Linked DNA regions of Homo sapiens: region 1 is linked to region 2. The links are chromatin loops, found by intact Hi-C in ENCODE. Cell type or tissue: Panc1. All regions are shown on one strand. Each heading gives the region's core, and the rest is flanking DNA. Links, peaks and the distances in the headings are about the cores only.

Region 1 (8,345 bases), core at 119-8,118, 51 kb after region 2:
TGGTGGCTCATGCCTGTAATCCTAGCACTTTGGGAGGCCGAGATGGGTGGATCACAAGGTCAGGAGATCGAGACCATCCTGGCTAACATGGTGAAACTCCGTCTCTACTAAAAAATACAAAAAATTAGCCAGGCGTGGTAGCAGGCGCTTGTAGTCCCAGCTACTCGGGAGGCTGAGGCAGAAGAATGGCATGAACCCGGGAGGCAGAGCTTGCAGTGAGCTGAGATTGCACCACTGAACTACAGCCTGGGCAACAGAGCGAGACTCCGTCTAAAAAAAAAAAAAAAAAAAAAAGAAAGTTATAAGTCAAGTCAAACTGTTAAATAAAATATGTTCCATTTTCCTACCTTGATAACTCTAACTTCCAAAAGACCTGAAGGTCAGGTTTGAATGTGCAATGCTTGGAATCCTTAGAGTTCTGCACCAGGACAAAGAGGCATGGAGAGAGCTGGACCCCAACCTGAAACGTTCCCCTCTCCTCCCATCCTTGACTCTGAATGAGAAGGCCCTCTCATGCATGCATGTAGATGCCCCAGTTCACGCATCCATACCCTGTGCATGCCTCTGCAAATAGGCTATCCTTGGCTACCTCTCAGGCTGACCACACACACTAGTGGCATGGTTTGCCCTTGGGAGGATGGGTCTGGAAAAGAAGTCTAGGCAGGCCCTGGAAGTGGGCTTGGGGCATTTGAGCAAGGAATCCTGAGGTGGTCCAAGTTATCCAGAGTGTGGTCTAGAAGGGAGCAATGTGGTAATGTGGTTCTGAGTGGACACATCCCCTAGGTGCCACAGTCTCCTCACCCTGTAGTAAGGGGTGCAGCCAGGGAGGGTAAAAGCACGGCCTTCTAAAAGCCTAAAGGCAGTACCAGCAAGAGCCGGTATGTGGAATGTGAGTATTAGCATAAGACATGGAATCCTGGCACACACCTCAGGCCTGCTTCAGCAGGAGGAAGGAGGCTGGATCAAACTTGTCCAGACAGGGAAGATGGATCATGCTCACTCACCCTGGAGGGGTCACAGAAGTTTATCAATTCCTGGCAAAACGGAACAGCCCAATCTGGGAGAGCCTGCCCAGATCTAAGTGCCAGTTTAGTTAATGATTTAAAGGGGCATTTACCTTTTCGCCTTATGGAGAAAGTATCTGGAAGATTCTGGTGTTATTTTTATTGGGGCCACTGAACTTTCTGTTTGTGCTCCTCCTTATGAACCCTGCTCCCTCCTCCTCCACTGTTCTCACAGTGCCAAGGGCCCATCAGTCCTCGCTTGCTTGCCTTCCTCTCAGCCAGTTAACTCCATAAGGATTTCAGCAATAATCCTGATAGGTGCCCTCACGCACTTGGTTCTTCATCCATTCATGTCTTCCAAATCTCCATCCTTCAATGAAGTCCATCATGTACTTTCTGTTTCTGCTCCCAAGCAAAAGATATTGCTGAAAATTAAATTAAAAATGTAAAAATCTGACCCAAGCCAATATCAGCTGACTGGTCCCAGCTGAGCCTTTACTACTCCCAGGTAATTCTCTGATTTTTCAAAATTTCCTTCCTTCCACAGTCCTCACTTTTCCTTTTCTAAATCCTTCCTGTTTCCTTCAAGCCCCAGTCCCACTGTATGCAACTTTCTCCTTTTGCTTAATAGAAGAAATCAAGATTCTCCAATGTGGGTATCCTCTCATTGCTTTTTCTCTACTGAGAAATACTTAAAGATGATATCTCTTTTTCTGTTTCATTTCAGAGAAGGAAGAGTAACTTCTCCTTTCCACAATTTGTTTTCCTTTTGGGTCCTGCATCCTATGGACTCCTATTTCCTGTAAACATTGCACCAGGCATGGCCCCTGCTCTTTTATCCCCACCCTCCCCCCTCAATCTGTCAGCCCCATCCTGGCTCATTTCTATCCCTGTTGAGCCTAGATGCCATTGTCCATCACTTTGAACATTGTTTTCATAAAATCATCCATCATTTCGCCCCTTGATCCTTCTGCCCCATCGTCTCAGAAATCCCAAGTCTTGGATCAACCTACCACCCATTTTCTCAGCTCTTACCATTGGCAGCCCAAGTTATTAAAGAAAATCACACAATTATTTCCCTTCTACCTGGGTTGCCAACCTGCCCCTTTACCCCCATCAACACACACATACCCAGACAAACACACGCACACCCCACCTGACTCTTTTGTCAGTAGAGTGGAAAGCAAATTAACAATTGTGGAGATCGTCTGACACTGAGAGGGACCCAGGCTCTACATTACACAATTTAAATACTAGTGCCCATACCAGTTTTGGTCTCTAACCTGTTAGATTCTCAGGTGATTATAATCCTTATACTGGTCCTTCTCCACTTAATTCTCTTTTATACGTCCCTTGGTAATAACTCTAATCCTATGGAACTCTCAACCCCTACCCTTTTTACTCTTCTCTTCTTTTCTTTATTTCTCCTTTTGCATTCACCAAACCTTGACACATGCCCTATATTCCTCTTTCTCTTCTACTCCAATCCAATCAGTTCTCACATCCTATTGATCTTCCCTCCCAAACATCTCCTAAACCCACCCCCTCCTCTTCATTTTGTCATTTTCTTTTCCCTTTTTAAAAATTTCTATTTTGTAGAGACAGGGTCTCACTATGTTGCCCAAGCTGGTCTTGAACTCCTGGTTTCAAGCAATCCTCCCACCTGGGGCTCCAAAGTCCTGGGATTCAGGCCATTTTGTCATTTTCTTAACTCAGGCCTTCATCATCTCTGCCTGGCCTCATTAAATTGTCTATTAAATGGAACTCCCTGATACTAGCCTCACTTCTCTCCGATTCATCCTCCATAGTCCTCTCAGAGTGATACTGCCTAGAAAAGGGAAGTAGAGGCTGAGTTGGGGGTGAGAGAATGGGAGGAAGGGAGGGTCAAAAGAGAGGAAGACCCAATATCTGGAAACCAAAGAGGAACACTGAGGGGAGAATAGAAATGTCTCCATTTAAACCTCCTTTTATGTCTCCTCATAAAATTGTTGGTCAAATCCACATTACTCACCTCTACTCTGTGGAGTTTATTTGCTTTTGGGGAAACACAATAAAGTACTAAGTCCTGCTATAAGACAGGGCACATGAAGCCAGCACCTGGCTTGCACATTCAATTTATTCTTCAGTCATTCATTCATTTATTATTTAACGATATTTATTGAGTACCTATCAGGTGTCAGATACGTGCTAGTGCTGGAGAGTGAACACTGATCGAGACAGATATTCTTGTCTTAAAAGCATTAATAGTCAAGTGGGAAAACAAACAAAATAGTTAGAATATGATAAGTGCTATGATATGAGAAGGTTATGGGTGTGCATAGCAGGGACAAATCAAAGTCAGAGGTAGGAGGGAGGTCAAGGAGGACTTAGGGAAGAGGTGGTGTTTAACTGGAGATCAGAGGAATGTGCAGGAATTAGTGAGGTGTAGGGAAAAGTTGAAGAGAATTTTCTAGGAATGTGAGACAGTCCAGAGGCAACAGAGTACAGTGAACCCATGGAACGGACAGAAGAGAGGAAACTGTGGCAAATGAGGTGGGAAAGGTCATCTGTAAACAGATCTTAACTTGTAAATCAAGTTTACATGTTTAGACTTTATCCTAAAGGCAATGGGGAAGCTACAGATGGCTTTAAGCATCTGTAAGTGATGCTTACACAGTGAAAGACCTGTTCAGATTTGTGATTTAGAAAGAACACATGACAGGATAATATGTGAAGTATTAATGGAATGTATTCTCTCCACTCATTTCTCTACTTGGGCTCTGGGCTGCCCATCTGCTCCTTGCCTGCCACCAACATACACATACATAGACAAACATGCACACACCCCACCTCACTCTTTCGCCAGGAGAGTGGAAAGCAAATTAATGATTGTAGAGATTGTCTGCTGCTGAGAGAAATCTAGACTCTACATTGCACAATTTAAATACAAAGGGCTCTGCACTTTAACTCAGAAATGAAACAATTAAAATGAAACCAACTCATACAAATGTGTAAATGTGAATTGGTTTTTCACCTCTATGCTGTGAGGGGAGAAGAAATGATCTGATCAGAAAGCAGATGTGCAGGGCAAAAGGAAGGAATGTTCCTGGATTACTTCGTGGCATTATGGGGGACATGGCTGCCCCTTTCTGAGATGAAGCTACATGGGACCTGCATGTGCACCCAGACAGCCCATCCCCACCCTTCAAAGCTAGCAGGATCTGGTACTTTAGACAGCACACTGGGGCCTGCCTGTGCTGAGAGCATAGGCAACAATGGTATTAGCGGCTCAGGCTAGCTTTAGAGTGACCCCAGAAATGACTAGATGGACAGCTCCCCCAGCCCCACCCGCTACTCACACATGGACCTCCATCTTCTTCCCCACTTCCCTTGGGTAGCCAGCCCCAAGAGGCCCAAGAGTAAGAGGCAAGAACAGGGGAAGGAAGGTTTGAAACTGAATTCTGAACTGAAGTATTTATGGAATCTCAGTTGACAAATCACTGAATTCATTTAAGATAATCTAGATGAAGTTGTCCACCAGGAGGAAGGCTGGAGGTTCAGATTCCAAAATCAAATTTACTCCAGGAAAAAACATCCCATGACTGCACACCTGAGGGTTTGTGGACTCTTGCATCTGTGAGACTCCTTGCTCATTACACTCACATGGCTACTGCATGGTGAATGGTTTGAGATGAAGATTGGAAACAGGGGTTTAGGTGAGACCTGATGAGAGTAGAGGGGAAAGAAGACAAGAAAAAAGGTAGGAGAGGTATTCAGGTGGCAGGATCAAGAGTTCTTGGTGATGCAATTGGACATGAGGTATGATGATGAGAACAGTGAGGAATGATACACAAGTGACTAGCTGCAGCAATGAGTCCATGGCAGTGCTTGCTACCTCCAGGGGGAACTCAGGAGGAGATACACAGATTTGAAGAGAAAATGAGTTCAGTTTGAGTTTAAGATGCCTGTGGAACCTATAGGGTCTGAAGCTCAAGAGAAGGGTTGGAGATGGAGAGAGCTATCTGGGAGCAGGTAGATAGTGCCATAGATACTCAGGAAAGAGAAAGTATCAAAAAGGAGGATATGTTAAATGCTGCCATCAGGTCAAATAAGGAGAGAACTGAAAAGTGCCCCTTGAATTTAGCTACATGGAGATCATGGGTTATTTTGGAGAGAGGAATTTTGGAGAGTGAGTGGGAGGTGAGGAAGTTAAAACAGTGAGTGGACAACTTTTCCAAAAAGTTTAACTGGCAAGAGAAGAGAGGACGGTAGATGGAAGAGGATGTGGCTTTTTTAGTCTGAGAAGGGAGGAGCCAGTGGAGAGGAAGGGGTTGAATATAAAGGTAGGAGTATGAAGGAATAACTGAGAGAGTGAGGTCAATGGGAAGTCAGAGAGAGATGGGACCCAGAGCATCAGGCCAAGAGATTGGCCTTGGATGGAGGTAGGGGGAGTTTTTCTGTTATAATAAGAGGCAAGGTCAAAAAAATGTATAAAGATGCAAGTAAGTTTATAGGTTGTGGGTGGGTGTGGTGGCTCATGCCTGTAATGCCAGCACTTTGGGAGGCCAAGGCAGGTGGATTGCTTGAGCTCAGGAGTTTGAGACCAGCCTGGACAACATGGGAAATCCCATCTCTACAAAAAATTAGCCAGGTGTGGTGGCATGCGCCTGTAGTCCCAGCTACTCAGGAGGCTGAGGTGGGAGGATCACCTGAACCCAGGAGGTTGAGGCTGCAGTTAGCCATGATCATGCCACTGCACTCCAGCCTGGGCGACAGAGTGAGACCCTGTCTCAAAAAAAAAAAAAAAAAGTGTATAGGTTGTTATGGAAAACTGAGACTGCTCACATCTCATAACATCCACACCCACCCAACTCTGATATGTGGGGGAAAAAAAATCACCAATTGAGAATGAGAAGGTAGAGAGGCCAACATAGGGAGGTGCAGGAAGAGGCAAATCCTTGAAATAGCCCCTCTGGAGGCTGAGAAAACAAGCAGGCCGGGGAATAGAGTAGGACTGCAGGCAGCAGTGAGGTCCCACTTGAGGTTGCTGAGCATAAATTTAAGGTAGCCCCAATCTGTGTGACAGGGTGATTTTTTTCCTACAGTGCCCAACAGCCTAGGTAAAGGAATGGCCAAGACAGACAGCTGGATTCAGGGTATACACTCTAAAATTTGTCAGGCAGATAAACCAGAAGAATAATGAAGTAATGGAGTTGAGAACACCGGTCAGAGGCCAATGTTATGAGTCATGGAGTCCTTCCTCAGTAGATAAGGAATAGGGGACAGCAAGCTTATTATAGATAAAGAGAAAGGAGAAAGCAGAAAGACTGCAGATCTTAATAAGTTTGGAAGATAAACGTAGTGAAAATAACCAAATGAAAAGAATTGGAGGACTTAAAAGTCAAGGGTTCAGAGGTGCTGTGGTTTGTTGAAGACATGGCCTAGGGGTGGCCATGGGATTGAGTGATTGAAGCACAATGGAGAAGGTAATTGGAGATGGAATCAAGAAACTGAGAAGTCAGGTATGTTTCACAGAAATACCTAGATAGCTAAAGAGGGGGAGGGATAGCATTAGGAGAAATACCTAATGTAAATGACGAATTATTGGGTGCAGCACACCAACATGGCACATGTATACGTATGTAACAAACCTGCACGTTGTGCACATGTACCCTAGAACTTAAAGTATAATAATAATAAACAATGGTCATTGAAGAGGCTGGGTGTATCAGGGAGTTTGCTGACGATGGAATGAGATTCCCAACGTCATAGAGGAAAAGTTTTAGAGGAAAGGGAATGTAAGAGATATAAGAAAAAAAGTTTTTCGTAATCTCACATACTCAACCAATACAACACTTCCAGTCACCAAAATGTCTGGAGGTTTTCCTCTACCTACAACCAATTCTTCAGTGGACATAATTATCCTATAATTTAACACAATTTTCCTATAATCACTATCTACGTGGAGATAGCATTAGATCCCACAGGCAGAAGGCTCAGTCTCCCAAGATTGCTTCCACTTCAGATGCCAATTCCAAGTAGTAGGTTGTTACCTATACTTCTGACGACTGGTCATAAATTGGGGGTTCCTATGAGGATTCTGCTCCTCGGGTTCAATTAGTTTGTTAGAGCAGCTCACAGAACTCAGGGAAACACCGCTTACATTACCCATTCATCACAAAGCATGTGATGTGGTTTGGATCTGTGTCCCCACCCAAATCTCTCATCGAATTGTAATCCTCAGTGTTGGAGGTGGGGCCTGGTGGGAGGTGATTGGATCATGGGGGCGGATTTCCTCCCTGGTGCTGCTCTTGTGACAGTGAGTGAGTGCTTTCAAGATCTGGTTGTTTAAAAGTGTGTGGCATCTCCCCACTCTCTCTCTTCCTTCTGCTCTGGCTATGTAAGATGTGTGTGTTTCTTCTTCTCCTTCCACCATAATTGTAAGTTTCCTGAGGCCTCTTCAGAAGCAGAAGCTGCTGTGCTTTCTGAACAGCCTGCTGAACTCTGAGCCGATTAAACCTCTTTTCTTTATAAATTACCCAATCTTAGGTATTTATAGCAGCGAGAAGGGACTAATACAGGATGTTACAAAGGATATAGATGAATAGCCAGATGGAAGAGATGCACAGGGCGAGGGATGGGGGAAGAGGCATGAAACTTCCCTGCCCTTTATAGACATTCCACCCTCCAGGGACCTCTACATGTTCAGCAACCTGGAAGCTCTCAGAACTCTGTCCTTTGGGTTTTTATGGAGGCTTTATTAGGTAGGCATGATTAATTACATCATTGGCCATTGGTAATCAACTCATCTTTCAGCCCCTCTACCCTCTCTAGAAGTTGGAAGGTAAGGCTGAAAGTCCCAACCCTCTAATCATGCCTTGGTCTTTCCGGTGATCAGCACCCCTCTTGAAGCTATCTAGGGCTCCCCAGCCACCAATGTCTTATTAGCATACCAAAGGCACTCTTATCACTCTGGAGAGTCCAAGGGTTTTAGGAGCTGTGTGCCAGGAACCAGGGGAAGAGACCAGATATATATTTCTTTTCCTTTTTTTTTTTTTGAGTCACCCTGTTACCCAGGCTGTAGTGCAGTGACGCAATCTGAGCTCACTGCAACCTCTGCCCCCTGGGTTCAAGTGATTCTCCTGCCTCAGCCTCCCGAGTAGCTGGGATTACAGGCTCCTGGCACCACGCCCAGCTAATTTTCGTATTTTTAGTAGAGACAGGGTTTTACCATCTTGGCCAGGCAGGTCTTGAACTCCTGACCTTGTGATCCACCTGCCTTGGCCTCCCAAAGTGCTAGAATTACATGCATGAGCCACTGCGCCTGGCCCAAAAATATATTTCTTGTCACAATACCACAGG
Region 2 (8,345 bases), core at 281-8,280:
CTTAGACGTCTTCTGGCCCGGAGATGGGAAGCAAATTTCACTTTGATTGCCAATTCTGATACATTGGTAGTGGCTGCCTACAGTGCTTTGCTGAAAAGTATTCAAAAACAGCTTCCCAATTTGGTAGAAAAAGTTCAATGATTGATTAACAATGTCTGCCATGGGCACAGAATTATGAGTGGTGGCACATATCAGGTATGTTTCTTCCTTGATATAGTCCAAATTCCTACTTTTACATTTGAGGAAACTGAAGAGTGAAGTGGTTACTAATGACCACAGAGGTAACTACTGGCAGAACCAGAAATAGAATAACATTTCCTGACTCATGGTATTATGTTCTTCGCATACAACAAATTGATTTGGAATTTTTTTTTTTGATACAGAGTCTCACTCTGTTGCCCAGGCTGGAGTGCAGTGGCATGATCTCGGTTCACTGCAACCTCCACCTCCCAGGTTCAAGCGACACTCGTGCCTCAGCCCCCCAGTAGCTGGGATTACAGGCATGAACCACCATGCCAGTTAATTTTTGTATTTTTTAGTAGAGACGGGGTTTCACCATGTTGGCCAGGCTGGTCTCGAACTCCTGACCTCAGGTGATCCACCTGCCTCAGCCTCCCAAAGTGTTGGGATTACAGTCGTGAGCCATGGCGCCCGGCTGACTTGGACTTTTAAAGGCAAATCTAGTACTGGGCCAGACTTAAAGGATAAGGTGTAAATTTTATTGACATGTTGGCACATTATTTTTGGAGGGGATTAATAATCCAGTTTATTAATGATAATAATTATTGTACATATTTTATAAACACTCCCCACAAATCAGGGAGATGCAATTAGGCCCAATATTACAAAAATCAGAGGTGACAAAACAATTAAGTGACTGCCTCAAAGCTCAAGGAAATGATTATCTGACAATGGCCCAGGCTTCGTCTACTCTAGGTCAGGTCTCTGTAGAGTCTCTTGGCTTGTGCTGTATTTACTGAGAGTACTCACAGCAAAACTCCCTAAAGATTACATTTTTCCACATTCTGTTTAATGAATTCCCCAAGGACAAAATGATGAAGTATTTTTCACTAGAGAGAAAACTTGCAAACAAATAGGAGAACAGGATTTCTGCATTTAAGAACTTCAGTGTGAAGGGTAGGGAGAAAGTAAATGAGCTGTTTGCAACTTTAGCCTCTCTACGTACCAGCAGGTTTTTAATTTTTCTTATTTAATGAAAAGGTCTAAGAGCAAGAATCAAAATGTACTGAGAAGACTATAAGGTGTTAAAACCCTTTTGCTTCTTCCAATAAATTAAATTTCTCTAATTGTGTGATTCTAAAAAGCCTAATATGCAGGTAACTTTAATGTCAGTTTAGAGCTATCCCTCCTGTAAGATTCAGGTAACTTGTTCATCACGTTTTCTTTCTCCTGATGAAAGATGGAATATTTCAGTCTTTGGAGTTCGTAAACTTTCAAAAATTTGTAACGGTCAGTGTATTAATTCACTTGTCTTTTTCCCTGCTAACAGTTCTTGTATGCTTACTATGCATAATAACCCGAATTTTTAGATTCTTTATTTCTCTACAATATATTAGGGATATGGAAAGCAATAACAACACAACAAAAACAACAAGTATTTATTGAGTGCTAAATATGGCCCATGTACTTTATATGGGTTATATCATTTAATCCTCTCAGAAAATCCAAGACAGGTCCTTTACAGTCCCATTTTAGAAATGAGCAAACTGAGGCCTGGAGAGGTGAGATAATTTTATCTATGGTCAGGTGGTTAGTAAGTAGCTGAACAAATCACTGACTTTAAAGTTCTTAAGCATGAAGATATGCTGCCTCCCATGCATAGTTCAAAAAATCGTAAAGGTTCATTAGGGAATTTAGGTAGAAATGTTTTCTGAAATGTTTCACCAAAAACTATCCAAGCAATTTATGTTTCATTTAAAAAACAACAGTTGAATACTTAGTGAGAGAGTTTGAAGGAAGACTCAGTTGAGTTAAACATGGATTCTACTCTGAAGGTCCTTACAGTCCAGTAAAAAAACATCACACTTGCCCATAGCCAGGAAGTAGCTGATGATGCAAAAGAGGCAGGCAGTTAATGTAGCCAACCTGATAGCTGAGGTCAGGGGTTTCTCTTTTCATTTTCTGCAAAATTCACATAATATTTTAAAAATAGCTTTAATGAGGTCTAATTGATATAAAATAAATTACATATATATAAAGTACACAATTTGATAAGTACACACACACAATTGTAGTTATGATTTGTATTTTTCTGATGACTAAAGATGTTGACTATCTTGTCATGGCACTGAGGTTTTAATACATAATGTAATACTTTCTATACATTGACTGAGAGGAAGGTATGTACCCCTAAAATATGCTTTATTGTTAGAAACTTTGCTGGTTACATAATCAAAGAGGAGTTATGGTGAAACAATATTATTAACTATGGATAAAATGACACCAAAATTCCAGAAAATATAAAATATGCAACTCAACAAAAACTTGAGTTCTTACAAAAGGAAACTATAAAATACCAAGCTTTTACTTTCAACTGGTGCCTGAGAATTTCCTCTGCTACCACACGCTGGTGGACCTACTCATGTTTTCTGAACTGCATTGAGATGCAACAACTATTACCTGTTTCTTTCTTTTTCTTGACTGTTCTCCCCTAAATTCCTAGACGACACCATTAACAATTTAAATCAAATTGGTTAAAATATCTATTACCTAACCTAATAAGGTCACTGTAGTTTTTTTATTTTTTATTTTTAAAAAAGCTCTAAACACTGAATAAATAAATGTTTTGTGACAACACGGATTCATAAACTAGAGGGAGATTTTTTTGTACACTATATATGGAGACATTTCTTGCTAAAGTTTGCCCAGTCTAGCCTCCTGGGAAAGTAAGTACTGTATTAGCAGGAAATACATCTTTTCAATTGTCCGCTCTGGTTGGAAGATTAGATAATATGAACACTTGATCTCCTTATAATCAATTCAATTTAATTTAAGAACACTGTTGTGTACTGTGTGAAGTGCCTCAGGTAAAACTTGAGTTTATTGAGCATTATGTACAAAGCTCTCCTTCCAAACACTTTGTATGTGTCATTACTAATACTAGCAATAGCCATTTTACGGGTGATAAAGCCGAGTTCAATCTGATTCAGTAACTTGGCCAAGATTCCATGGAAGAGCTCATGTGAAATTCTAGATTTGGCTGTTTCAAAACCTTTGCTCTTTTCACTGGGCTAGGCCCCAAGACACCTCCCAATGCTTTGTGAATGATTAAACATTGTAGGGATCACGTTCTATATGATAGTACTTGCCATAGACCTCATTTAATTGTATGTCATTATTTGAAGGGTGAAGTATAATTTTATGCAACTGAGATATCATAAAGTTGTATAAACTGTGCCATAATTTTCATGTTGGAATTCAATTTAAGATTTCCATGTATTTGTTTTTTTTCTTTCTTGATTAAGGCTTACTAACCCTCTGCTCTTGATCCAAATCTGCAAATACATAAAACAGAAAGTACGAGGGCCCCCAGAAACCTCTCTCTGATTGCTAGTGGCTCATTGGAAGAATATCACTCTAAGATTTTGCAGTCTGATTCTGTGGTACAAGGTCTTCAAAGCTGACAATCAGTACCAGATTCTATCAAATTATCATATTCAACTTAAATTATCTCTTTTACTACAACTCACCTTCATAATTTCAAAAATGTGTACCCTGCTCTGAGCAAGCTATGCATTGATCATTCACTATGAGTGAATGTCTTGTTTTTCAGAAGGCTTATGTGGAAAGAGTGTGTTAGGAGGAGAGTCACACCAATGTGGCTAAAAGAAGAAAGATTAAGTATCTTTTAAAAACATAATAATATAATATAAAAATATTATGGTATCTTTAAAGATATAATAGATGATATGGATAGTAAAAAGATGTATAGCAAAGCAGTTCAAATGAACAAAAGATAAGGCTATAGGAAGGTTTGATGATAAAATGTAAAGAAATACAATTGAAATAGCAGTAACTTCACTTATATGTTTTCATTTTAATGTACAATATTGTAATGACGGAAACCAACAGTCACCTGGTATCATTTCACAGTCTTATGAACCTCGGAAACACATTGTGTTTACTGTCATAGTATACTTTTCTCTAAGAAATCATCTGTGAAGCAGCTGAGGTTTTAACAAATGACAATCATGTAATTAATACAAATTACAATTTCTCTAGCCTACATTTCTACAAATCCTGCTGTTTACTATTGTGTAGAGAATATAAGTGTGAGACAGGCACACCTGAGTTTAGATACTAGCTGTGAGAGCCTGAGAAAGTAATTCAGCATGACTGACAAAAGTTTCCTAGTCTGTAAAATGAGGGTTGTTGTGAGGCTAACTGGATTAATGTATTTAAAGTTATTCATGAAGATGAAGAGCAGTCAGATCCTCTGAAATAATCATCTGAAAACAAAAAATGACTATGTGAACAACATTGATGGAAGAATAGACCACTGCCAACCCACAAATATAAAATATTTAGTTCTTTTTATAAATGCATGATACTTGACATAATAAAAAGTTATGGTCTGAACTTGAGAAACCTAGAGATTATTTGATATAAAAATAAAAGAATTGGCTTAGACTTAAATTCAAGAGCCAGAGATGGTGCTATTCATCTTCTTATCTCCGTTACTTTTTACTTTACCTGCTATGTGGAGATACTTGGTAAATGTTCCTTAATTGAATGAACAATTGCATGACTAAACTTTCTAAGGTTTGTTCCAACATCAACAGACTGCTTTTATAAGATGACGGGAAAGAGTGTGTTGCATAAACACTGTTTTGTTGTGTTAGGGCACATGTATTAAAATATCAACTGCTGGTTTAGCAAGAGACCTTGGTATTTATGTTGAAATAGGAAGGCTGCATATTTCATTTTGTATATATTTTTGTTAATAAATATTTATAACATTCATATTCTACTCATCAAGGAATTTTCTGAGGCAAAGGAACAGGATTGCGAGGAGGTCTCAGTAATGTGAGGCTCGCTTTATTGCACTAGTGAACTAGCAGGCTCCATCTAGAATATATTTTTAAAATTTTTAATAATAGCAGTGGAAAATAAAGAATGATTCTTTGTGTTCTTTGGGACTCTTTATGTTTGTAACTTAGGAGCCCTTACTGGCTGAATTCTGTGGTACTACTGCCAAGAATTTTGCAGACTGCACAAGCATTTTCATTTACTGAAATGTTAATGTCTTAATTTAAAATCTACCATCATACTTAATTTAGTGGCGTTAATGGCCTCTACCGTTCACTTTTAAAATGCCACCTAATTCAGAATTATTTTCTAACTTCTTATTTTACATATAACTGAACTCCCGTAGGATTGGGTGAAGTCTCTTGAGAGCAGCTCACTGTGGGCGTGCGGCAAGAGATCAACATTTATCTCAGCTGCTTATATGTGGTCTAAGTGGATTTGGTAGTGCCAGAACAATGTGACTGCCAGGACCCAGAAACTAATGCTTTCCTTGCCTAATAAGTAATTTTTTTGAAGTCTCCTATCTGTTTCTCAATGACTAAATCCTGTAAGGTATATAACAGACTACTCATATTGGTTTTCTCTGAGTGGCAGTTTTAAGGGTAGAGGAACATTACTTCTTACCTTACATATTTCTGTATTGTTTGATTTTTTAATAAGCACTTTTTATGTATTTCATATTTAATCCTCATGATTTGAATATTTAAAAAATATAAAAAGTAAAAAGTTAACCTCCCCACTCTATCTTCCATTCACTAAATCTCCTCACTTTTCCCCAGAAACATATGTATAAGCAAATATATACTCTCTATATACAAATACTATTGTATTACATATACTATAATATATACTATCTATATATACTCATTTGTATATATAAGCAAATATATACATCCTAAATACTATCATATTATATATACTATAATATATATTCTGTATAAATATACTCATATGTGTATATATATATAAGCAAATATATACTCTATTTTTCTCATTTTTCACACAAAAGGTAGCAAACAGTGCATATGGTTCTCCATCTTGTGTCTTTCATTAAAAATGTCTTGGAGGTTTGTACTGTTTATCAATATACTATGTGGTACATCTTCACTCTCTATGTATTTCTTTCTTCCTTTTTTTTTTTTTTTTTTTTTTTTGAGACAGAGTCTCACTCTGTCGCCCCGGCTGGAGTGCAGTGCTGCGATCTCTGCTCACTGCAACCTCCGCCTCCTGGGTTCAAGCGATTCTCCTGCCTCAGCCTCCTGAGTAGCTGGGATTACGGTGACCACCACCACGCCCAGCTAATTTTTTGTACTTTTAGTAGAGACGGGATTTCATCATGTTGGCCAGGCTGGTCTCCATCTTCTGACCTCGTGATTCACCCACCTCGGCCTCCCAAAGTGCTGGGATTACAGGTATGAGCCACCTCGCCCGGCCCCCTCTATGTGTTTCTTTCTAAAGCTGCATAATATTCAATTACATGGATGCATCATGATTTATTTAACTAGTTTCATATTGATGAATACTGGATTGTTTCTAATCTTGCTATTACAAGTCATGCTGCAATAAGTTACCTTGACCTTGACCTGGGTCATTTTTTAATGAATTTTTTTTTTTTTTTTTGGAGACACAGTTTCACTCTGTCACCCAGGCTGGAGTGCAGTGGTGCGATCTCGACTCACCACAACCTCCACCTCCCAGGTCAAGCGATTCTCGTGCCTCAGCCGTCTGAGTAGCTGGGACTACAGGCATGTGCCACCACACCTGGCTAATTTTTGTATTATTAGTAGAAATGGGGTTTTCCCATGTTGGCCGGGCTGGTCCCAAACTCCTGATCTCAGGTCATCCGCCCGCATCGGCCTCCCAAAATGCTGGGATTACAGGTGTGAGACACCGTGCCTGGCCATTTTTTAAATGATTTTTAAATTTTTATTTTAATTGACAAATGATAATTGTATATATTTATGGGGTACAATGTGATGTTATGAGATATATACATGCACACACGAGATGATTAAATAAATCTAACTATTAATAATAGGTCATTTTATGTGTTAAGTATATTCACAGGATAGAGTCATTGAAAAGTGCCTCTTGGGTCAAGGATAAGCACTTATAAGACTGACAGATCTTGCCAAATTACCTTTCATAGAGTCTTACCAATGTATAATACCATAAGTTAGATTGTCAAAACTTTTAGATTTTTGAAAATGTGACAAACATATTCATATTACTGCCCATGTTTCTATTGGGTTGTTGATTTTTAAAATCTTATTTATTTCTAGTGGTGCTTTGTATATAAGGGATATTAGTACTTTGTGACATGAGTTGAAAATACTTTTCCCAGTTTGTCATTTGTCTTTTAACTTTGATTATGGTGATTTTGTTTCTTTGCCACACAGACATTTTTTATTTTAACATAATTGAATTTATCATTTTTTTTAATGGCTTATATATTTTAAGTCACATTTACAAGGACCTTCCAAGGTTATAAAGACATTTTCTCATAGTTTTCCTCTAGTAATTTTAATTTGGTTTTTCACATTTAAATATATGATGTCTTTGTAATTTCGTGTATAGTGTATAGATCCAGTTTTATTCCAGATGGCTGCCTAGTTACAGCCTGCCTAGAACTAGGCTAACTTGTTACAACTAGTTCAATACAATATATTGAATAGTCAGTCTCTCTTTTCCCTAGTGATTTGCAATGTCACCTTTATTGTATACAAATTCCTGCGTGTATCTGGGTTTATATCAGAACATTTTCATCTGTTCTATTGATCTGTATGTCCATTTATGGATCAGTCTCACATTGTTTTAACTACTGAGGCTTTATAATGTGTTTTAATACTTGATAGGGCTAACCATTCCACATTCTCCCTCACACATATACATTTGAGAAATCTCTTGCCAAATTTGAAAGGGAAAAAAATGGTATTTTTTACTGGAATTGTGTTAAAATGTTAAATTAACTTAGGGAGATATGACATTTTAACAATTTTTATTTTTCCTACCCAGGTATGTTCTTTCTATTTATCCAAAGCTTGTTTGGGTTCCTTGGTTTTATTTTAAAGTTCTCTGCATATAGGGCATACACATTTCTTGTTAAATTTGTTCCCAAGTATTTTATTTTTTCTATTGCTACTTTAAATAAGGTCCTTCATCCTTATATCCTCCAGTAGGTTATTATTTGCACATATAAGATTGATTGGTTTCTGTATATTAATTTTCCACCTTTATACTTTACTGAATTGTCTTATTGTTCATAATAATTTTTCAGTTGAGTCTCTTGGGTTTAA

What was found. A loop is a pair of places that touch in the nucleus more often than their neighbours do. Peaks named below come from ENCODE experiments on the same cell type or tissue, not always from the same donor. Only the 100,000 strongest peaks of a DNase experiment are listed, where the experiment ranks them.
Region 1: it touches region 2 in a loop (5-fold over the local background); 81 of 110 quality-filtered maps call a loop at or near these places.

The regions. Positions count from the first base shown.
Region 1 is chr2:177,321,968-177,330,312 of GRCh38, forward strand. It overlaps LOC100130691 (Putative uncharacterized protein FLJ44553), which reads right to left. Exons shown (of 9, transcript NR_026966.1): 6 at 1,272-1,429. Among named protein-coding and RNA genes, the nearest start is that of MIR6512, 12 kb to the left of the region's middle. In Panc1, for the core only: a CTCF peak has its summit at 4,929 (motif pointing right); no DNase peak of the experiment used is centred there.
Region 2 is chr2:177,270,428-177,278,772 of GRCh38, forward strand. No RefSeq gene overlaps it. Among named protein-coding and RNA genes, the nearest start is that of NFE2L2, 9.9 kb to the left of the region's middle. In Panc1, for the core only: no CTCF peak of the experiment used is centred there; no DNase peak of the experiment used is centred there; H3K4me3 peaks cover 2,639 bases; H3K27ac peaks cover 6,661 bases.